4 separate regions of the Homo sapiens genome follow, and all the other regions are linked to region 2. A link is an interaction called in ENCODE POLR2A ChIA-PET data of the cell type or tissue named here. Cell type or tissue: CD4-positive, alpha-beta T cell. All regions are shown on one strand. Region 1 overlaps PIK3CB (phosphatidylinositol-4,5-bisphosphate 3-kinase catalytic subunit beta). Region 2 overlaps PIK3CB (phosphatidylinositol-4,5-bisphosphate 3-kinase catalytic subunit beta). Region 3 overlaps PIK3CB (phosphatidylinositol-4,5-bisphosphate 3-kinase catalytic subunit beta). Region 4 overlaps PIK3CB (phosphatidylinositol-4,5-bisphosphate 3-kinase catalytic subunit beta).

Region 1 (5,000 bases), 110 kb before region 2:
CACTCAGTAAATACTCGGGTACAGCTAACCAAGCATTGTGTTAGATCCTGGTGATACAGAAATAAGCAACAAACAAACAAGAAAACCAGAGCAGCAGTCCCTACACTCACTGAGCAAATGTACAATGTGCATGTGTGATCTCTGTATAAGGAAGAAGTGCCAGGAGAACATGGCAGGAGTCAAAAAAGACTTCCTGGCCGGGTGCGGTGGCTCACACCTGTAATCCCAGCACTTTGGGAGACCAACGTGGGTGGATCACAAGGTCAGGAGATCACGACCAGGTCAGCAGATCTGGCCAACATGGTGAAACCCTGTCTCTACTAAAAATACAAAAATTAGCTGGACGTGGTGGTGTGCTCCTATAGTCCCAGCTACTTGGGGGGCTGAGGCAGGAGAATCGCTTGAACCCAGGAGGCGGAGGTTGCAGTAAGCCGAGATTGCGCCACTGCACTCCAGCCTGGCGACAGAGCGAGACTCTGTCTCAAAAAAAAAAAAAAAAAAAAAAAGACTTCCATGTGGAGGAATGACAGCAGGGCTGGAGGAGAGCACAAGGGGGAGCACAACAGAAAGATGAGGAAGACACAGTAAGTGGTGAAAAGACCATGCAGGTTCCTGTTGGCCATGTAAGGACTTCTGTCATACTCCTAAAAGCACTGAGAAAGCTTCCGAAGGACTTTATGAGCGACAAAGAGAGGCTGTGTGTGTGTTGTGGGGAGGAGGGAGTATATGAGTGTGTTAGCATGTATCACAATCAGATAGTTTCTAAAATTAAACAGTTTCTAAAAGTCCTTCAAAAAAATTGAATTATTTTATGCTTTTTTATTTATTTTTATTTTATTTATTTATTTATTTTTTGAGACAGAGTCTCGCTCTGTCGCCCAGGCTGGAGTGCAGTGGCGCAATCTCGGCTCACTGCAAGCTCCACCTCCCGGGTTCACGTCATTATCCTGCCTCAGCCTCCCGAGTAGCTGGGACTACAGGCGCCTGCCACCATGTCTGGCTAATTTTTTTTTTTGTATTTTTAGTAGAGACGGGGTATGCTTTTTTAAAAGCACTTTTCATCCGGGCACGGTGGCTCATGCCTGTAATCCCAGCACTTTGGGTGGCCGAGGCAGGTGGATCACCTGAGATCAGGGGTTCGAGACCAGCCTGGCCAACAAGCTGAAACCCTGTGTCTACTAAAAATACAAAAAATTAGCCAGGCATGGTGGCAGGCACCTGTAATCCCAGCTACTCAGGAGGCTGAGGCAGGAGAATTGCTTGAACCCAGGAGGCGGAGGTTACAGCGAGCTGAGATTGCACCATTGCACTCCAGCCTGGGCAATAAGAGCAAAACTCCATCTCAGAAAAAAATAATAATAAAAGCACTTTTCTAGTTCTAGCAAAATGAGGTTGGGGGCAGAACTGTCAAAATACAAAATAAGAGAATGAAGCATTCTCCTAATGCAGCATTAATGTTTTTAATGAGACCCCTTATTCTTATCATGACATAACACATGTAAAGCAAACACTGCCAGGTTAAAGTGCACTTTCTCACTTTCCTGCATCTCCTCTCACTCCAGTTGCAGCCAAGGTAGGCAGAAGTCCAATAACTTCCTTTTCAAAAGCAGGCAACGATGAAAGCTTTCAGTGCCTTGAGGGTAGAATGTTCACAATGAGAAGGAAAAAACATCCTTCTCAGAGAGTTTGACAGAAGTCAAGCTGGGGACAAACTCTTGGAGCCCTAATCATCTCACCTAGGTACCCTCTGCACTCAACTTCTACACTTCTTACAAAGGCCAAGACTACAATTTCAGTAATGTTTACCCTCCTTTCTCAGACTCTCTGACTGAAGTAGCAATCTGTTACCTTTCACACTAAATCAAACATTTAAAAATGAAATAAATTCTACAACACGGGGATGGCAGCTCCATATCCTTACTCTAAACAGGTATATAGCAAGTTATCTGGCTTTAAAAATTTGTTTTACAACTTGTATATATTCATGGGGTAGAAGTACAATTTTGCTACATTGATATATTGCACTGTGGTGAAGTCAGGGCCTTCAGTGCATCCATCACTGTAGCAACACACATTGTACTCACCAAGCAACCTGCCATCAACCACCCATGCCATCCCTCTAAGTCCCCACTACCCATCAACCCACACCCTGCTTCTATGTGTATATATTATTTAGCTTCTACTTATGAGTGATATTATGTGGTATTTATCTTTCTTATCTCTGATTCTGACTCTGACACAATGACCAAAGTCTGAGTAGTACCTTAGCCATGGCTTCCAAAGGAGAAAAGTTTAAATCTTTTACCTAATGCTTGCATTATTTCCACCTTCTTCCTCCAACCCTCTGAGATGCTGACACCACTATCATTAAATAACTTTTGTATAGGTCTCTTAAAAGGGAAGTAGGCCAGGTGCGGTGGCTCACGCCTGTAATCCTAGCACTTTGGGAGGCCAAGGTGGGCGGACTGCTTGAGTCAAGGAGTTTAAGACCAGCCTGGGCAACATGGTGAAACTTTGTCTCTACAAAAAGTAAAAAAATTAGCCAGGTGTGATGACAGGTGCCTGTGGCAGCTACTCAGGAGGCTGAGATGGAAGATCACCTGAGCCCAAGGAGTTGAGGTTGCGGTGAACCATGATTGTGCTACTGCACTCCAGCTGGGGTGATACAGTGAGACCCTGTTTCAAAAAAAAAAAAAAAAAAAGGGGGGGGGGATGTAAAATGTAAACTCCATTAGTGTAATTCAGATATGAAGTCTTAATGGAGGCAACTGTCAAAAAATTGATTTCACATGTATTTGTTGGGGTAGAGTGGGGGTGTGCAGAGGACTGGCAAATCTACCCACGGCCAGATAGGTTTATATGTAGCCAGCCTATAAGATTTGCTTATTACTTCTTCACCAAAGGAGGTCAGGGAGTCCTAACACATCAATGTCTTATAAATGATCTAAGCTGACATGAAAGGTATCAAAAGAGTATTTTGGAACGTCATAGAAAAATGAAAATGAGCATTATGTATTTTCATTCATGCAAACATGGCACTGTTACAAGTACTAAAACAGTAATGTACAGAAGGTACCTCAAGATTTGGGATTGACCTTAAAAGAGTGTGTGCTACATGACCCACTTTAACCTAAACAGCTGGCCGAAAGAAAAAACAAACAAAATAGAAACATTGGAGCACATATATTTATAGAAACAGTAAAAAAGGTTTGGTGAGAAAAAGGTACCAGTTTGGAAATGAACTTAAAAAAAAATTAAAGTCCTTCATTTTTTAAAAACATGGGGTCAAAGTACAAAAAGTCAGCAAAGATCTCACTGGACAGACAAGTTCCTTTTTCTTCGCACAATGCTTCCCATCAGCTAGACACTAGGTTTATTTCCAGCACTCCCACATGTGGGTGCCTCCCATTGTCTGAGGTCACAATGAACTTCATTTGATGCTAAATGTGCTTTACATTTAGATAAATAAAATCAAAACTAAGAGAGAATAACTTGGTTGGGGTTTTCAATTAGGCTGATGGAACTAAGAATGCCAGGAAACAGTCTTTAGCTTAGCTTTTCATAACTAAATGAAGCTCATGATATGGCCTGAATCTACTAATTAGCAAAGGAGACCACTGTGTAGCTTCTGTGCTAACCTTGGAAAGAACAAATGAGTTACTAAACTTCAGCTTAAAGTTTCCCTCCTTTTTTGTGGGATCAGTCAAGTAAAAACATATTCCTGGGGGCTTACTTTATATAGGAGGAGTTGGTAAACTCTTCCCAGAATGAGCCAGATAATAAATATTTTAGGCACTACAGACTAAACACTCAACTCTGCAGTTGCAGCACAAAAGCAGCCATACATAATATGTAACCAAGTGGCTGTGTGCCAATAAAATTTCATTTACAAAAACAGGTAGCCCAGGTCCAACTGGGTTTATGGTCCTCAAGCAGACAGTTTATTCTAATGACCTATTCCTCTTATCTATGCAGTATACCTTATGAGTGTTTGAAAAACTAGCTACCTATTCAAAGCTACTAATTCTATTTTTACACAGCTGCATTAGAAATTCCTCCTAATTTAAAAGAAAAAAATCTGTCACCTGTAGTAGCCACAGTGTCCTTTTTAGATGAATTATGATCTCTTTTCTTTATTCTAATCACAGCTACAATCCCAAATTGCTCTTTCTACCTTTACACTACTGGAAAGTGTAACTTGGAAAAACCTAAAAATAAAAAATTATTTCTTTTTTTAAAAAAAAGGAAATTTAGGTATTTTAGGCACCATTATACTCTGATAAACAAAGAGTAGTACTAGACATGTCTTACCACATTATTTTCTCACTTAGCCAGACTGGTAAAATAATAAACAGGCATTAATTTAGAGTCTGACAGTCCTGGATTTGAATTTAGCTCTGCCATTTAATATTTCTGTAACCTTTGTTTAAAACCTCTAGCATTTTAATTTTTAATGTGTTAAAAAGAAATAACATAGCCCCATAGATATGTAAGCCTATACGATATTACTTACGAGAAGAACTTAATACAATGCCTGGTTCAGTCAATAAACAGCAAGGGTTGCAAGTTTTAAAAATATATATACACATATGTTTCATAATAACAGACTATAACTGAAACTTAAGAAATTAATCAGGAGATATTATAATCTTGCAGGAACAAAGTCGATCACACGTCTAACCGTTTCCAGCAACCTTGTAGACTAAGGTTGTTGCAGATACTAAATCACATTAAAAAAATGATGAAGTCCAAAGGTTTTATAAATAGGTGTGGTTAAAAAAGAAAGAAAAAAAGACCTCTAGGTTCCAAAAATAGAGATTTCTCACAGCAGTGGCTCAGGAAGTTAGACTTGGCTGACATTTCAATGCCCACCAAAAACAGTCACGGACTTAGGCCCATGAGGTAGGATCTGGACCCGACAAAGAACTGTTAGGAATAACACTCAAAATCCTAAGGAAACTGAACACTTGAACAAAGGATTCTTAGCAAAGCAATTTTAC
Region 2 (5,000 bases):
CATTCTCCTGCCTCAGCTTCCCGAGTAGCTGAGACTACAGGTACCCACCACCATGCCCGGCTAATTTTTTTGTATTTTTAGTAGAGACAGGGTTTCACCGTGTTAGCCAGGATGGTCTTGATCTCCTGACCTCATGATCTGCCCACCTCAGCCTCCCAAAATGCTGGGATTACAGGCGTGAGCCACCACGCCCGGCCTTCTTTTTTTTTTTTTTTTTTTTGAGACAGGCTGTCACTCTGTCACCCAGGATGGAGTACAGTGGCACGATCTTGGCTCACTGCAACATCTACCTCCTGGGCTCAAGCAATCCTCCCACATCAAGCCTCCCGAGTAGTTGGGACCACAGGTGCATGCCACCATGCCTGGCTAATTTTTTGTATTTTTGGTAGACGTGGGGTTTTGCCATGTTGCCCAGGCTGGTCTCGAACTCCTGAACTCAAGTGATCCATCTGCCTTAGCCTCCCAAAGGGCTGGGATTACAAGCATGAAATCGCTGCACCTGGCCAAATTTTTTTTTTTTTTAATAGAGACAGTGTCTTGCTTTGTTGCCCAGGCTGTCTTGAAACCCTAGCTCAAGCAATCCTCCTGCTTCGGCCTCCCAAAGTGCTAGGATTACAGGTGTGAGCCACCATGCCTGGCCCAAGGGCATTTCTTATGAGAAATATTTTCTTCTAATATACAGATAACTTTAGTATATCAGCAAACAAGTTAATCTCTAAAATTAGAATTATGCAGGTCCAAGTTCTACTGAAATTTAAATGGCACTGAGAACTTTTTTTTTTCTTTTGAGACAGAGTCTCGCTCTGTTGCCCAGGCTGGAGTGCAGTGGCGAGACCTCAGCTCACTGCAACTTCTACCTCCCAGGTTCAAACAATTCTCCTGCCTCAGCCTTCCAAGTAGCTGAGATTACAGGCACACATCACCACACCCGGCTAATTTTTGGTATTTTTAGTAGAGACAGAGTTTTGCTAATGTTGGCCAGACTGGTCTCGAACTCCCGACCTCAAGTGATCCACCCACCTTGGCTTCCAAAGTGTTAGGATTACATGTGTGAGCCCACCAGAAAACTAACTTTTGTTTTTTTGTTTTTTTTGTTTTTTTGAGACGGCGTCTTGCTCTGTTGCCAGGCTGGAGTGCAGTGGTGCAATCTCGGCTCACTGCAACCTCCGCCTCCAGGGTTCAAGTGATTCTCCTGCCTCAGCCTCCCAAGTAGCTGGGATTACAGGTGTGTACCACCATGCCCAGCTAATTTTTGTATTTTTAGTACAGATGGGGTTTCACCATTTTGGCCACAATGGTTTCGATCTCTTGACCTCGTGATCTGCCCACCTTGGCCTCCCAAAGTGCTAGGATTACAGGTGTGAGCCACTGTGCCCAGCCCTTAAACTATAATTAACTTACTTTAGTTGTGAATGTTACTATCATTTCCAAAAAGAAAGCAGTGTGGGCTAAATGTTTTTAAAATTATGTCTTTTTTCTTTTTTTCTCTGAGACTTTTTTCTGAGTGTCTCTCACTGTCATGCAGGCTGGAATACAGTGGCGCCATCTTAGCTCACTATAGCCTCTACCTCCTGGGATCAAGCCATCCTCCTGTCTCAGCCTCCTAAGTAGCTGAGACTACAAGCATACACCACTTCACCTGACTAATTTTGTGGGGTTTTTTTGTTTTGTTTTTTTGTAGAGACAGGGTATCGCTATGTTGCCCAGCCTGATCTAAAATTCCTGGCCTCAAGCAATCCTCCCGCCTCAGCTTCCCAAAGTGCTGATGTTACAAGCATGACCCACAATGCTCCAGCTAAAAATTAAGTCTTTACATAAAAATGAAACTTCTGGGCTCGTGCCTGTAATCCCAGCACTCTGGGAGGCCAAGGCAGGAGAATCGCTTCAGCCCAGGAGCTCAAGGCCAACCTAAGCAACACAGTGTGACCTCATCTCTACAAAAAAATAAACAAAATTAGCCAGGCATGGTGGTGCTCACCTGCAGCCCCAGCTACTCAGGATGTTGAGGTGAGAGAATTGCTCGAGCCCAGTAGGTTGAGGCCATAGTAAGCCAAGATCTTGGCACTGCACTCTAGCCTGGGTGACAGACTGAGATCTTATCTCAAAAAAAAAAAAAACAACAAAAAACGAAAATGAAACTTCTGGCTAGGCATGGTGGCTCATAGCTGTAATCTTAGCACTTTAGGAGATGGAGGTAGGAGGGCGGCTTGAGCCCAGGAGTTTGAAGCCAGCCTGGACAACATAGTGAGACCCCCATCTCTACAGAAATTTTTTTTTTTTTTGAGATGGAGTCCCACTCTGTCACCCAGGCTGGAGTGCAGTGGTGCAATCTTGGCTCACTGCAAACTCCGACTCCCGGGTTCAGGTGATTCTCTTGCCTCAGACTCCCGAGCAGCTGGGATTACAGGTGCCCACCACCACGCCTGGCTAATTTTTTTGTATTTTTTAGTAGAGACTGGGTTTGTCATGTTGGCCAGGCTGCTCTCGAACTCCTGACCTCAGGTGATCTGCCCGCCTCGGCCTCGCAAAGTGCTGGGATTACAGGCGTGTGCCACCGTGCCCGGCCCAAAAAATTTTTTTAATTAGCCAGGTGAGGGGGTGCACACTTAGGGTCCCAGCTACTTGGGAGGCTGAAGTAAAAGAGGATCACTTGACGCCAGGCAGTCGAGGCTACAGAAGGCCACGTTAATGCCACTGTACTCTAGCCTGGGTGAAAGAGCGAGACACTGTCTCAAAAAAATTAAAGTTTTAAAAAACAATTCCTATTACCCAACTTTGGTTACAAAACTATCAAGACAATTTCCTTGCACTAAATTGCTAACACAGACCAAATTTATGAATCAATTGACTCAAGCTCTAGCCAACTTTGTTAGATGTTTTAAAATATATTTAAAATTCTTATTTTCCAGAGAAAATGTAGACTATTTAAACAAGTTATATTTCAAAAGCAACTAGTATCATACCAATACATTTGCCTACAACTAAAACTTCAGAATTATTTCATCTCACATTATAAGCTTCCATTTGCTATAAGGCCATGATGCAGTTTGTACTCGGGCCTGGATAAAGCCACAGAGCTGTGAAGACCTTGGGTGTGATAAGAAGGAGAAGACAATGATTAATACTACCTTTAGCATCTCATAATCCTTCAAAATTGAATTGGAACAAGGCGAATGAAGAAACGATGGAAACACTTTGCTTGTGCCTTTTAAATTTAATCACTAAGGAAGAAGGGTGTGTGTGTGATAAATCTCCTGAGTATAGATCCCTTTTCTTATACCTTAGAAATTGAGACCTACAGAAATATGACAACTATACCAAGGTCACTATGGCAGAGACTAATTTTTTTCTTCCACAGTTACAGGATTGTGGCTGGGCACTTAGCGGATACACATTCCAACTTCCTGTGCAATTAGAAGTGGCCATGTACTAAGTTCTTTCCAGTGGAATGTTCAGTGGAAATGACCTGTGTCACTTCAGGTCAGGGCTTAATTTAAGAAAGTTGGTGTGACACTTACACCTTCTCTTTCCTCTTCCACTGGTCATAGTGGAATAGAGGATGACAGAGTCACAAGATGGAAGAAACCATTTGAAAGAGAACCACCTACCAAAGAGGGCCATCCAACTTAACTGTTCCACGAGTGAGAAATAAATGTCTATTAAGTTTGGACCATTATTCATTTTTGGTCTGTTGACAGCAATTTAGCCTTCACTAATTTAGTCAAACACATAATCTAAGTAGCTGCAAGGCCATGATTAAAACCCACATATCCTCCCTCAGTCAGTCCAATATCACTGTTTTCCTTATCACCCTTCATCCAAACAGAAAACAGAATTATGAAGAGCAGTGGGGGATATCATTAATGAGGCTACCATTATGACACCAGCAAATCATTCACTCCTGCTGAAGCTCAACAACTTTTATCCTTGTTCATTACTCTGCACAATGCATTTTAAAATCCCCTGGCAGAAATGAACATATCGACAGCTCTCCTCTTCCTCTGTAATCTTCTGATGAGAATTATTTTATTTTCATAAACAAATGTAGAGGTTAAAACATGTTAATTTGAGGCAGATAAAGAGGGTGATTTTTTTTTTTTTAATTTTTTTTGGGACAGAGTCCCACTCTGCCACCCAGGCTGGAATGCAGTAGTGTAATCATAGTTCACTGCATCGTCAACCTCTGGAGCTCAAATGATCCTCCTATCTCAGCCTCTCAAGTAGCTGGGATTACAGGTGCATGGCACCCAGCTAATTTTTTCATTTTTTGTAGAGACAAGATCTCACTATGTTGCGCAGGCTGGTCTCAAACTCCTGAGTTCAAGTGATCCCCATCCCCCGGCCTTGGTCTCCCAAAGTGCTGGGAATAGAGGCATGAGCCACCATGGCCCATGAGGGTGATATTTTAACAGAGACAATGTAAGACAGGAAATTAGCTAGGCAGGCAAGGAAAGAAAGACTATATGCAAAGACCTGAGAAACCTTAAGCATTTATGGAATTCAACAAGCAGAGTACAGGGGCAGAATGGTACTGGGGAGGCTGGTAGGTCAAATTAAGGTGCTGTTCTTCATGCAAAAGAACAAGAGATTCAATGAAGAATGTCAAACAGATAAATAAAAAATGATAAAATAAACAACTTTTGAAAGTTACAGTGTGAAAAAGAACATATAAAGAACATGAATCCAACAAAAAAAATTGGGATAATAATTAGTTTCCCAAAAGCCCAAATAACCCATAAACATATGGGGGAAAATGTTCAACCTCATTGGTCACCAAGAAAATGTAAATTAAAACCACACTGAGATGCCATTTCATAGATCGTTGCTTATGGGAGAATAAACTGATTTAACCTCTTCCAAAGGGAGTTTAGCATCAAAAATTGCATTACTAGGTATAATATTCTACGAAAATGCTTATCCGGGCCAGGCACAGTGGCTCACGCCTGTAATCCCAACACTTTGGAAGACAAGTGGATCACCTGAGGTCAGGAGTTTGAGAC
Region 3 (5,000 bases), 54 kb before region 2:
AGCTTTGTTCTGACTTATGAGAAGAATACTACATGACCTTCAACTAAGGATAAAATGTTAGAGACAGTTACGTTAAAATGTATTCATTCATTGCACAAATATTTATTCAGTGTTCCAGGCACTGAAAGAAGATAAAAAGAGGAAAATACGGGGAAGGTGTGGGGGTAGGGGGTGTGGGTGTGAGGTTTGAAAATTTACCTGTTGGGCAGTGTTCAGTATTTGGGTGATAAATACACTAAAAGCCCAGACTTCACTTCTATGCAATATATGCCCAGACTTCACTTCTATGCAATATATGCATGTAAGAAATATGCATTTATACTCCCTAAATATATATATTTTTAATGTTTAAGATTAAAGATACAAGTTCCTTGGGTTATATACTTTAATAGATAAGGAGTCCTGAGACCTATATAACTAGGCTATGGGGAATTATGATGTATGACTAATACGTGTGATACAGGATATGTCTGCACTTGTATTTCTCTTGGGATTCTTGAATTTGTGTTTCTGTCTTTTGCTGACTTTGCCGATAATCTAGTTTCCTGTGATTATTTCCTTAAGTAGTCTTCCTGAACTGTACTCTTTCTCTTATTTTTCTCAAAGTCAGATTGCACAAATGTTAGACTTTCTAGTATTTTCTCACAGGTTCCTGGGGCTCTATCGAATTTTTCTCCCATTTTTCTCTCTGTTGTTCAAACTGGAAAATTTGTATTGATTAATCTTTAAGTTCACTGATCCTTTCCTTTTTCATCACCATTCTGCTATTGGGTCCATTCAGTGTATTTTTAAATTTCAGTTATTATATTTTTTAGTTCTGAATTTTCCATTTGATTCTTCCTTATATCTTCTATTTAATGGCTGAAACTTTCTCCCTCTCCAGTCCCTCCTGCTGATTTGCCCTTAGTTGTTATAGCATTTTCATAACTGCTTTAATGTCTTTGTGAGATAATTCCAACATCTGTGTCATCTCGTCACTGACGTCTATTGAACTATCATTGTCCACACAACTTCAGATTTTCCTCATTCTTTATGTGTCAACTAATTTTGAATTGTATTCCAGATATTTTGTCTATTATGTTATGAGACATTGGGTCTTGTTTATATCCTATGGAGAATGTTGATATTTTTGTTTTGGGGGACCATAGTTAGTTAGGTTCAACAGTTGGAAGTTTCCATGAGCCTTCTGTGAGCTACAGTTCCGATACCAGTTCAGTTTTCAAGTCTTCTTGCAGGGCTATTTGCATCTGTCCCATGTGTGCACTACACATTAACCAGTTTGAGACTTGGCTAATGGAATATGCCACTGTTCAGTTCTCAAAGTATGTAGACTGTTAAGAGCAGATCCTCATATGCACAGCTCAGGAATAAGCTTATAAACACAGATAACTTTAAGAGGTTGCTTTCCTGAGCTTATCTCACTCTGCAATGTTCCAAGTATTTTTTAGTAGGCTGGGGTTCCCCTTTACTTGTTATCCAACCAGAAAGCTGCGGCTTTATTCACTCACACTTCCTGCAACTATGCTAAACACTAGGGGGGTGAGGGAAGGGGAGACTTACTCCATTCTCTTGTATCTACAACTCCTATAATTGAAACGGACATTCAACTCTGAGTCTTAGGCTCTGCCTGTCCCCGCTTCTCCTGCCACTGCCACTGCTACCACCGTTGCTATTGCCACAATACTGTTCAGAGACCGGGGCAATGCAGAAGAGAAAAAAGAAACAAAAAGAGGAGAAAAAGAGGTACAATTCATACATTCTCTGAGAGTTAGAAGACCCCTTTCCCACTAGAGCTATAAACAGCTATAAATAATGTCATCTTCTAGACTTTAGGCAACACTGAGTTCAGGCTTCTGCTGAATATTAATTAAGATGTACACATGAAAGAGGAAAACACTACAAGGCTAGCCAGGCTCGGTGGCTCATGCCTGAAATCCCAGCACTTTGGGAGGCTGAGGCAGAAGGATCACTTGAGCGGAGGAGTTCAAGGCCAACCTGGACAACACAGTGAAATCTCGTCTCTATAAAAAGTCAAAAAAAAAAAAAAATTAGCTGGGTGTGGTGGTGCATGCCTGTAGTCCCAGATATACAGGAGTCTGAGGCAGGAGGGTATCTTGAACCCAGGAAGTCAAGGCTGCAGTGAGCCGTGTTTATCCACTCCACTCCAACCTGGGTGACGGAGCAAGACTGTCTTTAAAAAAACAAAAAACAAACAAAAAGCCCTACAAGGCCAAGGAAAGATTGATCAGGAAGCTATATGCTACAGAATTCCAAGCACTCCCACAGAGATGGAAGATGTTCAAGTGCCAGGGAGGCAGAGTGGTGAGTCAACACTGAACATTTGAGATTTCTGTTATAGACCTCATACAGAGTCATGTGTCCTATATGATCTCTCAGACTGCAAATACGATGGATTAGACGCCTGTGATTAGGTTATACTATATGATACTGTCAGCTTTAAGGAGGGCAGAGAATCCTCAGTGAGACTGACTTATTTGTTGAACCCTTAAAAGACACTCAGCTCTTCCTAGCAAAAGAGTCAAAGAATGAGAAAATTTGATGCGTGAGAAATTTTCCAGACTTAAAAGTTAGACAGGGCCACAGGGCAAGGATCTGAGAGCTGTCTCTAGTTACAGAGAGAAGACCCCAGCCAACAGCCAGCAGGGAATTGGAGACTTCAGGCCTACAATCACATGGAACAGAACTGGGCCAACAACTTGAATCAGTTCAGAAGCAGACTCTTTCAGAGCTTTCAAAAAGGAGTGCAGCCAAAGTACACCTAGATTGCTGAGCTAGTAAGTAAATGTTGTTTTAAGTTTATGGTATTTTGTTATCCAGCAACAGAAAACTAACATAAGGGACTACTATGAACTTTATGCCAATAAACAACAACAAAACAAATTCTCTGAAAGACAAAAATTACCAAAATTGACACAAAAGAAACAGAAAATCTGTCTACCATACCCATTAAATAAATTTTGAATTTCTTTCTTTTTTTGTTTTGTTTTGTTTTGTTTTTTTGAGATGGAGTTTCGCTCTTGCTGCCCAGGCTGGAGTGCAATGGTGTGACCTCAGCTCACTGCAACCTCCGCCTCCCAGGTTTCAGTGTTAGCCAGGATGGTCTCGATCTCCTGACCTCGAGATCCGCCCGCCTCGGCCTGTTGGTTAGGCTGGTCTCGAACTCCTGACCTCAGGTGATCCACCCGCCTCGGCCTCCCAAAGTTCTGGGAATGTAGGCATGAGCCACGACTCCTGGCTATAAATTAAGTTTCTAATTAAAAACCTTCCCATAAAGAAAACTTAAGGCTCAGCTGGCATGGAGTAAGTTCAATTAAATATTTAAGCAATAAATAATACCAGTCCAACTGGTATTTTCTGAACGTAAACTTGTTCAGAAAATAGAGAAGGCTTCTCACCTCATTATATGACCAACGTTATTCTAATACCAAAATCAAAGAAAGACATTACAAGTCAAGAACACACCAATATTCCTCAATTTTCCTTATGAGCATAGACCATAAAATCCATAACAAAATATTAATAAGTCAAATTTAATAATGTATAAAAAGGCTAACACATCTTGACCGAGTGAACATTATTTCAGAAAAGTAAGGTTGGTTTCAACTTTTGAAAACCAATGGATGCCAGGCGCAGTGGCTCACGCCTGTAATCACAGCACTTTGGGAGGCCGAGGCGGGTGGATCATGAGGTCAGGAGATCGAGACCATCCTGGCTAACATGGTGAAACCCCGTCTCTACTAAAAAAAATACAAAACATTAGCCAGGCATGGTGGCGGGTGCCTATAGTCCCAGCTACTCAGGAGGCTGAGGCAGGAGAATGGCATGAACCCGGGAGGGGGAGCTTGCAGTGAGCCGAGATTGAGCCACTGCACTCCAGCCTGGGTGGCAGAGTGAGACTCCGTCTCAAAAAAAAAAAAAAGAAAACCAATGAATTAAAATATACAAATCATCTCAAAAAATGCAGAAAAAGTGATTAACTTTTTCTTAAAGGATAAAAATTTTCAGCAAACTAGGAAGAGAATTTCTTGAATAAGGGGCATCTATGAAAAAAACTACATTATATTTAAAGTTGAAAGACTTAATGAATGCTGTCCTTTAAGATAAAGAACAAAATCAAGATGGCAGGCTGGGCATAGTAGCTCACATCTGTAATCCCAGCATTTTGGAAGGCTGAGGTGGGTGGATCACCTGAGGTCAGGAGTTTGAGACCAGGCTGGCCAACATGGCGAAACCCTGTCTCTACTAAAAATACAAAAATTAGCTGGGTGTGGTGGCAGGTGCCTATAATTCCAGCTACACCGGACACTGAGGCATGAGAATCACTTGAACCCGGGAGGCGGAGGTTGCAGTGAGGTGAGATTGCGCCACTGCACTCCAGCCTGGGTGACAGAGTGAGACTCTCTCAGAAAAAAAAAAAAAAGAAGGTCTACTATAATGGTTAATTTTATGTGTCAACTTGATTAGGTCACAGGGTACCCTGGTATTTGGTCAAACATTTTTCTGGGTGTTACTAATGAGATATTTGGTCAAACATTATTCTGGGTGATTTTGGATGTGATTAACATTGTGATCAGTAGACTGGGTAAAGCAGATTGCCCTCCCTGATGTAGGCTAGCCTCATCCAACTAGCTGAATACCTGAAGAGAACAAAGACTGACCCTCCCCAAGTAAGACAGAATTCTTCCTGCTTGACTGCCTTGTAACTGGGACATTGGCTTTTTTCCCTGCCTTGGGACTCTAACTGAAACATTGGCTCTTCCTGGGTTTGAGTCAAGCCTACCAGCCTTCAGATAGGAACTACACCCACTGGCATTCCTGGTTCTCAGGCTTTCAGATTCAGACTGGAACTCAACCACTGGCTCTCTTGGGTCTCCAGTTGCCCACCTCCATAATCATTTAAGTCAATTTCTTATAATAAATCTTCTATATTTTTTGCTTATTTATATGTGATAATATAGATATAGCTATACATATTGTAT
Region 4 (5,000 bases), 72 kb before region 2:
AGGTACCTTTTCTTACTTAGTCAGTGATAAAACCAAAACTAACAGAGTTAAGAAGGCTCCCTGATCCATGGTCTTCCCACTCAACAAAGCTGTCACTGTATGGGAAGTTTTGAAAGAGACAGATAGAGCTTAAACTATACATAGAGGAACTGATCATTCAATCATTTCATGCATAGAGGTCCTTTAAATAATTAGCTTACCTTATCGAAGGGAGGGTAATAATAAGGTTGTTTTTTATTCTCTGGAAATTTAACATGCAAAGCTGTTGCATTTTCAGTATATGGATTTGTTTGAACAGTTCCCATTGGATTCAACATTTCTTCGAGTTCATCTAAAACATGCAAATAATTTTGGTTCTTAAAAAATGTCTTTAAAACTAGGCTTTAAAAAAGCTGTAATGGATCTCCTCCCATGAAAATCACCTTAGAAGTATGTCAACTACAGAAGTGTGACAGACAATTCTATCAGTAATCCTCTAATTTTCTGTTAATGCTTGGAACAAAATTTCAGTGTGAGTTTGCATACATGTTTTAAAAATGAGAAAGTTAACAAAACTGAATGACTACTTTACCTCTTAATTCAAATTTAGTTCTCAATCTTGAAAAGACTTTAATTGGAACTGCTCTCTCTCCATCAAAATTAGGTGGCCCATAGAAACTATAATCTCATCACTACATATGGACTTCTTAATCACATGTAATCTGGTTTTCATGGTTGTCACAATAACCAAATTGGTATTTTAAGTCATCAATGACATTCTTCTTATCAAATCTAACGATAATGCTCTTTATTATCCTGCAACTGCTGACAGAAAATACCTTCTCTGGTAGCCTCTGGAATACTCCATTAAGTGGCGCTCCTTTTACCTCACCAACTGCTTCTTTCTTCAAGGTACTCCTTCCTTTTCCTTTTCCACCACGCTAAATATGGTCAATTCACAGAACTGTGTGTGTGATTTTAGAATTTCAGTGTAGTTAGAAAACTCTGGAGTTCGCATCATATAATTTTTTTATTTCACAGATAAGAAACTCATGATGAGAAAATAGAGTTAGGTGTACAATCTAAGATCCTCTCTCTCCAAAGTAATTTTTCTTTTCTTATACTGACTGTAGTACAGTTGTTCTTTCTGTATCTCCTAAGGAAAAAAAATATCAGCTCTACTCTAATTAGGTCTAATGTCCATAAAGTATGCACACTCAGAATTATTTCCTAAAGCTGGAAAATCTTTACAAGTTTTCGTTCCTTAATTCTTCGTTCATCTTTTTAAATATTTTCTCACCTCACGGACTCAATTTTTTCTTTTTCTTTTTTTTTTTTTTTTTTTGAGACAGGGTTTCTGTCACCCAGGTTGGGGTGCAGTGGCATGATCTTGGCTCACTGCAACCTCCACCTCCCAGGCTCAAGTGATCCTCCCACCTTAGCCTCCTGAGTAGCTGGGACCACAGGCGCATGCCACCATGCCCAGCTAATTTTTTAATTTTTGGTAGAGACAGGGTTTCACCATGTTACCCAGGCTGGTCTTGAACTCCTGAGCTCAAGAGATCCACCCAACTCAGCCTCCAAAAGTGCTGGAATTACAGGTGTGAGCAATCACACCCAGCCCAAACTCAATTTTCACCTGGATGGAGGCAACTCTTTTTTTTTTTTTTTAATCTTCCTGTTTTTTTAGAGACGGGGTCTTGCCACATTGCCCAGGCTGGATACAAACTCCTAGCCCCAAACGATCCTCCTGCCTCAAGCACCTGAGTAACTGGGACTACAGGCACACACACACCACTGCACCTGGCTCAATTCTAATAATTTATACAACTCTAGAGCTGATTTCTCAGCAATTTACAGTTTCATACTTCTGCTCTCTAGTACTATTTTACTTTTGTCCTATCAAATGCAACCTAACTGAAATCAAATTTAGTATTTTAGTACTTATTAGCCCCATACATAGAGGTAATCCTTTAGCCTTGTTCAAAAGTGATCAGAAAAAAAGGCACTCTTTTTCTGTGTGTATAGGGAGACAGAGTCTCACTATGTTGTCCAGGCTGGTCTCAATCTCCTGGACTCAAGTGATCCTCCTGCCTCAGTCTCCCAAAGCATTGGGATTATACATGTGAACCACCATATGTGGCAAAAAAAAAAGGCATTCATATATACTACACATGGAGAGCAAAAATTGATACACGCTATTGAGGAACAATTTGTAATGATAAGAATTATAAATTTATCTATTCTTTGAATCAATAAACCCACCTCTAAGGAATTTATCTCAGATATACACTGTACATAAGCATGGTTATTCATTATAGCAGCACTGTTTGAACTATCAGAACACAATTCTGCTTAAAAAAAAAAATCTAACAGTCCAGGCATGGGGGGAAAAACAGTTCTCTACATAGATACGTAGAGAAGATATGGTGATATGTAGATATGTAGATATGGTGAATAAAGCAAGAAGCAGAACATTACACAGAATGTGTCATTTTGTGTAAGTATAGGGGGAAAAACAGGAATCGACATTTGTATTTCCTAGTCCACATAAAAAAATTATGGAAAGTTAGGAAAAAAAATAATAAACGTGATTGTATACCTTGTAATGATGACCTAGGGACTCTGGATGGTAGATTATTTGTAGTTTCTTTGCTTCTTGTTTGCCCCTACTGGGTTAAATGTAACAATTCTAGAGCTGACACATGCAGAACTAATGTGTTCATTTATTATTTTTTATCATACATTTTCTCAGAGAGGAAGTCAGGTTCATAGTATTATGCCAAGTTAACACCACCAAAAATTGTAATTTTTACTAAAAATACTAGTCAAGTTGGTTGGTGATTCTGGAGAACATGTGTGAGTCTAAATTAAGATTCTCAAGAAAGTACAGTATTTTGCTGCTATATTTTATTGTATTGTGAAAGTTTAGTTCCTCCTAAGAAATATGTCAAATAGGCTGGGAGCTGTGGCTCATGCCTATAATCCTAGCACTTTGGGAGGCTGAGGAGGTGAAAATCACTTGAGCCCAGGAGTTCGAGACCAGCTTGGGCAACATGGCGAAACCCTGTCTCTACAAAAAATACAAAAAAAAAAAAAAAAAAAGCCGGGTGTGGTGGCGTATGCCTATAGTACCAGCTACTTGGGGGGCTGAGGAGGGAGGCTGAGCCCAGGAGGGCAAGGCTACAGTGAGCTGTGTTCAAGTCACTACACTCCAGCCTGGGTGACAGGGTGAGGCCCTGAGTCAAACAAACAAACAAACAAAAAGAAATACGTCAAATATACACAGTTCTCCTACATTTGGGGAATAACATAATTAGTGAAAACTGTTAGAGGTACATGCTGGAGAGGATAGGAATAGAAGGACACACACACACACACTATTAGATTGCAAAGAGTTTATAGATATGTCAGTAAATGATTATCCAAAAGTAATTTTTCAGGTGACAACTGCTAGTACATGAACATTTTGAAATGTCACTTACAAAGCCATGAATTAAAAAATTCAAATTCAAATTAGTTTACAACTTCACTAGATATATCAACAAACTATAAAGACAGGAAAAAAGAAAAAGAAAACCACTATTATAATGCAAGATTTACACTAAAAATTCCAACATTTGGGAAAGCAGTATAGACCAATGGGAAGATTTGAATAGTCTTTCATTCAAATCCTAGGTTTGAAACAGCTATGTAAGACTAACTTATTTTCTCTGAGCTTCACTTATCTGTAAAAATGGAAATAAAACCATCTACCTCACTTGATGAGGGTATTTTGAGTAGTATTTGAGAAATAAAAGCGTGTGGAAGGTGCTCCATTTACCTCAAATTTCAGGCTAAAGCCAACTAAAGAAAAAGTGTTTTAGGCTGGGAGTGGTGGCTCACGCCTGTAATCCCAGCACTCTGGGAGGCTGAGGTGGGTGGATCACGAGGTCAGGAGATCGAGACGATCCTGGCTAACACTGTGAAACCCCGTCTCTATTAAAAATACAAAAAATTAGCCAGGTGTGGTGGTGGACACCTGTAGTCCCAGCTACTGGGGAGGCTGAGGCAGGAGAATGGCATGAACCCAGGAGGTGGAGCTTGAAGTGAGCGCATATCACACCACTGCACTCCAGCCGAGGTGACAGAGCGAGACTCCATCTCAAAAAAAAAAAAGTGTTTTTACTATTTCTCCCTAATTAGAGATGTTCCTTCTACTCATGAAGAAAGTTAGCACAATTAGGAGCAACAAAGGTTATTATAAAGAAGACACTGTTCCTTAGGAGAATTTCTCAAAAAAAAAAAGAAAAAAAAAACCTACAAAAAATGCTGAAAGCAACACACATTCATTAAAATAAGAAATATATTCAGAAATACGGCCAGGCGCGGTGGCTCACGCCTGTAATCCCAGCACTTTGGGATGGCCGAGGTGGGCGGATCACCTGAGGTCGGGAGTTCCAGACCAGCCTGACCAACATGGAGAAACCCTGTCTCTACTAAAAATACAAAATTAGCTGGACGTGGTGGCACATGCCTGTAATCCCAGCTAGCAGGGAGGCTGAGGCAGGAGAATCGCTTGAACCTGGGAGGCAGAGGTTGCAGTGAGCCAAGATCACACCATGGCACTCCAGCCTGGGCAACAAGAGCGAAACTCCGTCGCAAAAAAAAAAAAAAAAAAAAAAAGAAGTTTAGTCTATTTCATTCCTAAATATGGTATGGAGATGCATAAGATTTAAAGACAAAGCTACCCATCACAAAACTTAAAAGTTATGTCCCATAGCGAGACTAGACAATCTCTAATGAGCTAAATGAATAATTTGTTAATACTAGAGTTAACTTGTTACTAGCAAAATAATGGTACATTATTTGTTGGAAGTATGTTTAAAATACTAACTTGTTAAAATAACCGTTTAAAATACAGGTCAGTAACAGTGGCTCATGCCTGTAATCCTAGCACTTTGGGAGGATCACTTGAGGCCAGGAGTTTTGAGACCAGCCTTGGCAGTATAGCGAGACCTTGTCTCGACAAAATAAAAAAA

Evidence for each region. ChIA-PET counts read pairs that join two places held together with the same protein. Peaks named below come from ENCODE experiments on the same cell type or tissue, not always from the same donor. Only the 100,000 strongest peaks of a DNase experiment are listed, where the experiment ranks them.
Region 1: POLR2A ChIA-PET joins it to region 2 with 5 read pairs; 2 of 35 experiments call an interaction of 5 or more read pairs at or near these places.
Region 3: POLR2A ChIA-PET joins it to region 2 with 6 read pairs; 7 of 35 experiments call an interaction of 5 or more read pairs at or near these places.
Region 4: POLR2A ChIA-PET joins it to region 2 with 8 read pairs; 10 of 35 experiments call an interaction of 5 or more read pairs at or near these places.

The regions. Positions count from the first base shown.
Region 1 is chr3:138,666,725-138,671,724 of GRCh38, forward strand. The region is part of intron 19 of PIK3CB (phosphatidylinositol-4,5-bisphosphate 3-kinase catalytic subunit beta); the gene reads right to left. Among named protein-coding and RNA genes, the nearest start is that of FAIM, 60 kb to the left of the region's middle. In CD4-positive, alpha-beta T cell, no CTCF peak of the experiment used is centred here; no DNase peak of the experiment used is centred here.
Region 2 is chr3:138,779,189-138,784,188 of GRCh38, forward strand. All of the region lies in intron 2 of PIK3CB (phosphatidylinositol-4,5-bisphosphate 3-kinase catalytic subunit beta), which reads right to left. Among named protein-coding and RNA genes, the nearest start is that of PIK3CB, 53 kb to the right of the region's middle. In CD4-positive, alpha-beta T cell, no CTCF peak of the experiment used is centred here; a DNase peak (open chromatin) is centred at 2,033; H3K4me3 peaks cover 594 bases; H3K27ac peaks cover 1,102 bases.
Region 3 is chr3:138,724,854-138,729,853 of GRCh38, forward strand. All of the region lies in intron 8 of PIK3CB (phosphatidylinositol-4,5-bisphosphate 3-kinase catalytic subunit beta), which reads right to left. Among named protein-coding and RNA genes, the nearest start is that of PIK3CB, 110 kb to the right of the region's middle. In CD4-positive, alpha-beta T cell, no CTCF peak of the experiment used is centred here; no DNase peak of the experiment used is centred here.
Region 4 is chr3:138,706,959-138,711,958 of GRCh38, forward strand. It overlaps PIK3CB (phosphatidylinositol-4,5-bisphosphate 3-kinase catalytic subunit beta), which reads right to left. Exons shown (of 24, transcript NM_006219.3): 11 at 201-331. Among named protein-coding and RNA genes, the nearest start is that of FAIM, 100 kb to the left of the region's middle. In CD4-positive, alpha-beta T cell, no CTCF peak of the experiment used is centred here; no DNase peak of the experiment used is centred here.